Regions from separate parts of the Homo sapiens genome. Here region 2 is linked to region 1. A link is an interaction called in ENCODE POLR2A ChIA-PET data of the cell type or tissue named here. Cell type or tissue: OCI-LY7. All regions are shown on one strand.

The links. ChIA-PET counts read pairs that join two places held together with the same protein. Peaks named below come from ENCODE experiments on the same cell type or tissue, not always from the same donor. Only the 100,000 strongest peaks of a DNase experiment are listed, where the experiment ranks them.
Region 2: POLR2A ChIA-PET joins it to region 1 with 5 read pairs; 1 of 35 experiments calls an interaction of 5 or more read pairs at or near these places.

Annotation. Positions count from the first base shown.
Region 1 is chr2:68,750,490-68,752,989 of GRCh38, reverse strand. The region is part of intron 1 of ARHGAP25 (Rho GTPase activating protein 25); the gene reads right to left. Among named protein-coding and RNA genes, the nearest start is that of ARHGAP25, 17 kb to the right of the region's middle. In OCI-LY7, CTCF peaks have their summits at 872 and 1,085 (motif pointing left); a DNase peak (open chromatin) is centred at 1,049; H3K27ac peaks cover 404 bases.
Region 2 is chr2:68,594,166-68,596,665 of GRCh38, reverse strand. No RefSeq gene overlaps it. Among named protein-coding and RNA genes, the nearest start is that of PROKR1, 48 kb to the left of the region's middle. In OCI-LY7, CTCF peaks have their summits at 1,081 and 1,282 (motif pointing right); a DNase peak (open chromatin) is centred at 1,265.

The DNA of each region.
Region 1 (2,500 bases):
TCCAGGGACTACCCTACAATGCATAGGATGGCCCCCAACAATAAAGAATTATCTGGATCAAAATAGTGATGAGATTGGGAATCCCTGATATCTCTCTCTCTTTCTCTCTCTCTCTCTTTGTATATATACTATGTATATAATATTTATGTGTGTGTAATTTTTAAAGCATAGTATATTATTTCACAAAATCTAGGGAAATTTGGGGGGTTGGAAATCATGGCTCAGGAAGAGTAGAAATCAAGCACATTTTGCAGGTTTTGAGTTCTCAACAGAGTTCAAAGGCCTTCCTCTTAGTGCCCTCTGATTTCCAGGACTCACTTACAAATGCCCATTCTCTGTGAACCTCAGACTGAGGAGAAATGAAATAGACACAGCTTGAGTCAGCTGTTCATTCTGCTCTAGTTGGCTATGTCCAAGGGGGAATGTTCAAGCCAAAGTTCAAGCCAGTGACCATCCTTGGAGACTGGGTCAGGAGCCCTTAGAAAGGTGGAGTTGGGAAAACAGCCCTAAGGAGGCCTATTACATTTATCTATGAGATAACAATAATGCCACTGCTCTTCTGGAGACCTACTATCAAATAAAAGGTTGTGGGCCCCAGGGGAACTTGGAAACAGAAATGGCAGGTGTCTCCTTTAAATGGCATTCATAATATTTCTCTTTTTTTTCTATCTTGAAGAACAGATTTCATTTTTTACACTTCTATAAAACAAATGGAACCATGACTTATGTTCCACAATTTCCATAGCTGATTTCATGAACTTTAACAAGTTTTCCTTATTTATAGCAGTCCCAAGCTTTATTCCCTTAGAGATGTCAGGACGTGGAGGGTAATTTTGCTGCCTGCCCTCTATGCTTTAAAGACCAAGTGAATTGAAAGAACAGTAAATCCCTGCCCCAACACAATAAGTGAGGTCCAGAAGAATTTTACGTGGGGTCTAAAATTCAATCAACTATTCGTGGTCGCGTTATTTTGAAGCTAATGAAATGGATGCCAGGAACCTGCACAGCTTGCCAGTTGGTAGCGCCAACGGAAGCCCATGCCAAACTTGGCTGAGTTTGCCGCCATCTAGTGGCCACTCCCAGCGTCAGTTTACACCTCGCAATGAACAGGAAGCAGGCCTGTGGCTGGCCAGGACCAGCCTTCAGCAGGCCATTCTAGGATTTTCCCGGTTAGCTGTCGCTCTTGGATTGGTCCAGACCAGGAAGACTAATTATTACAGGATTACTTAATGAGGAGATTTTCTGTACTTGGAAACATAAAGCAATGGTTTTAACCTTTGTGAGATTACAGGCCCCTTTGAGAATCTGCCTATATGCATATAATTTTTCACACAATTTCTAGAGGGTTTTGGGCTTACTGAAGCTAATCCATGGACACAAAGGGAAAGACACTGAATATAAACCTGATACAGATGTTAGCTGGGTGTAATTGTAAGCCATTCTGAAGTCGTTTGGAACAGAAAGGGAAAATGGCAATGGCAGGTGTGCGAATAGGAGGAAATCTACTGCTAACTGGAGGATAGTAAGAGTCTTAACTGTCCTCTAAAATGTGCCAAATGCCCGTGGCTCTTTAGTTGTATTTATACATGCTATGTATCTCCACCTTAGCTTTCCACCCTTAAAATTGGTTCCTTGTTTTACATGCCTGAGTTTTTCCTGGCCCTTCCTATTCTCCTCTGGTTTCTATCCAAAGTCTCTAGTGGACCAACAATAGGTTTGGGTTGGGAGTCAGAATACTGCCTGGGATTAGGCCAGCACCCCCCATTGGCTGGGTGAGTGAGCAAGTCCTGCACCCTCCCTGGGCTCAGCGTGAGGATGAGCATCCTTTAACCCCTCTTAGGATGGAATGAGACACTGTGTACAAGTGAAAGACATTGAAAGAGTCAGAAATGGTAGACAATTTTTGGAGTCTGCAATGTTATTCCAAAAACAAGTCCTTCTAGGATACTCCACAGGTAATTCGTGCTTAAAGCGGGTGAAATAAATGTCAGCTGGACTTGCTGGGAGAGAAAGGATGTATTGTCCTATTTTCCAGGGGTCTGTTGACAAGTGGCATTAATAACTATTATTAGTGCCTCCTCCTCACTACTCACATTATAAGCAAAAAGCTTTCACCTTTGGTTTCAGTAACCCCTTAACACGTCACTTCTGACACTAATTCCCTGTGTGAGCAGGATCTGGGGCCGGCCCGGCCTCCACCCTCTTCTGTGCAGCCCTGACATCTGCAGAATCACAGACAGTCCGGTCTGCAGGGAACCTCAGAGAAGAAGGAATGCCTTTAACTAATTCAGGGCACTCAAACCACAACACACACACACAGACGCCTCTCACAGTGGAGGTACACATTTTCCAAAAATTAAAAAGTGCTCGGCCCGGTGCGGTGGCTCGTGCCTGCAATCCCAGCACTTTGGGAGGCCGAGGCGGGAGGATCACCTGAGGTCAGGAGTTTGAGAGCAGCCTGGCCGACATAGCAAAACCCAGTCTCTACTAAAAATACAAA
Region 2 (2,500 bases), 160 kb after region 1:
TAGACACAGATGTATTTATATTTTTAAAAGGATTTCATTTTTGAAAAATGATTTGAATAAAACTATTTTGCAGGTCTGCTAATACAACAAAAAAAAATTTGTTGTTTAATAAATAAGTATTTTAAAAGCATTTTAAAAGATTTTAGTGTTCTCTTTCATTTTCAGAAGTGTTCCAATGTGGTGTTGAATTATAGTCACCCTCACTGTACATAACATATCTGGACATCCCTAAACATAGGCTAAACATAGGCTCATCCTTACTTGTCCTTAGACTCAGAAATTTCATTTAAAGATGAGGCTGCCTCCCATAGGCAGCTGTATTCTTGAAGGCTACACCCTCCACTAACATGGGAGGACTGGAGAAAATCCAAGCTAGGTACCAACCAGACAAAGAAAGAACCCCAGCATGTTCTGCAATAGCCAAACTGATCCTGATAAGGAAGGGAAATTTTCTCCCAAGCAATTGATTCTCTTTGAAAGATTTGAGAAAAGGGTGCTGGGATTTCAAAGAAGAGGGCAACCTGCAGAGCCCACAAAGTAAGGGAAAGAAAGGTCACAAAGAGGACTTTGGATACACAAGAAAATAACAGCTGCATTACTCACAGTAGCAAAGACATGGAATCAACCCAAATGCCCATCAATAATAGACTGGATAAAGAAAATGTGGTATATATACACCACGGAATACTATGCAGCCATAAAAAAGAATGAGATCATGTTCTTTGCAGGGACATGGATGGAGCTGGAAGCTGTTATCCTCAGCAAACTAATGCAGGAACAGAAACCAAACACCACATGTTCTCACTTATAAGTAGGAGCTGAATGATGAGAACACATGGACACATGGGGTGGGTGGGGAACGACACAGGCTGAGGCCTGTCAAGAGGGAGAGCATCAGGAAGAACAGCTAATGGGTGCTGGGCTTAATACCTAGGTGATGGGTTGATCTGTGCAGCAAACCACCATGGCACACGTTTACCTATGTAACAAACCTGCATATCCCGCACATGTACCCTGGAACTGAAAATAGAAGTTGATAAATAAAAATAAATAAATGCTGATAACTTGGAAAAAAAGAGAAAAAGAAAATAACAGCTGCAGTTACATGTATCTAGTGCCACCACACCATGTGCTAAGCACTTGATGGACACATTACATACATATTTTCTCCTCATCCTTTCAACACTTCTACAAGATGGGTGTGTTATCCCCATTTTCCAGATAAAAATCTGAAGCTCACCCAGGTCTGGGAGCTCTTTGCTGCTACACCACCCTGTCTGCCCCGGTAGAGGGCGATGGAGAGCATATACAAAAACAAAAAGAAAACAAAACAAAAAGCATGTAAGTAAAGAAAGGCAAGTAAATCAAGGTTACAACTGGAGAAAACGATTTGTTCTTATAAGCAAGAATGACTAAAGACCTTAACAGACTATGAAAAACCTAGATGTTCAAAATAAATTGGCTTTGGATACACTTGAGAACAGTGGGCTGCCAGAGCCCTTATTAAGTCTACCAGAAACAAAAATGCCCTCTTTTGGGTGAAACATGTGCAGGGAGCCAAAGCTGGATATTAATTACCGAGTGACTTCAACTACCAGCCACCCTCTAGAAGTCCGCTGTGAAGTGGAATGTAAAATAACACAGGTAATCACAGACACAGGTTGCTGGAAATGATGCAAACACATTATTCTCCCCAAATTAAAACACTCTACTCATGTCCAGAGCTTGAAAATTTGTTTCCCAGTAAAGGTCAAGAAAAGCAAACATTGCTTGAATTTAATTATTAAGCCAGCTGTCAGTCACTGGCAGTGACACAAGCAGGAAGACATTTCAAGGCAGGAAATCAGCTGCAGTTAGCATGACAGGGTCCTTGCATCTTTAATCAGGAACTCCTCTGTCAGAATATTTTATTTATCACTGAAAGAATAATGCCAAGTTGGCATCTATTTTATTCCCTTACTGTATCTTTTTTCTTTTTTAAATAGCAAATCTAGCAAACAAGACCTTAGTTTACTAAGATTCGATGGATTTCAGTAGGGCTGATAACTGTATTAATTTGCATTAACTGTCCATATTCTAAAGTAGTGCCCTGAAGCAAGATCGAAACATGAGATACCAATGGCAATTCATTTTGCTTATAAGTTTAGGCATGAGAGTGACTGGTCCAGACAGAAGAACTGGTTCTATCCCCTGAATCCGCCACTACCAACTAGCAGTGGCTTCAAAAATTATAGGGGTGTGTGGGTAGAAACCAAGATTGGTAGATGGGAAGGAAGGGAGTACTTGGATTGATACAGAGTGAATGAGGAAGAGGCCTCAAACATCTGCCATTGCCTCTAGAACAACCACTGCAACTAATTTTTCCTCTGTAACTTTGGTGAATTCACATAAACTCTTGAATCTTTAATTTACCAGTTGCGAAACAGGAATAGGATACTCAAAAAGGAAGTTACTAATAATGGTCTGAAGGTGGTGGTGGCTATGAGTGGTTATGAGTGAT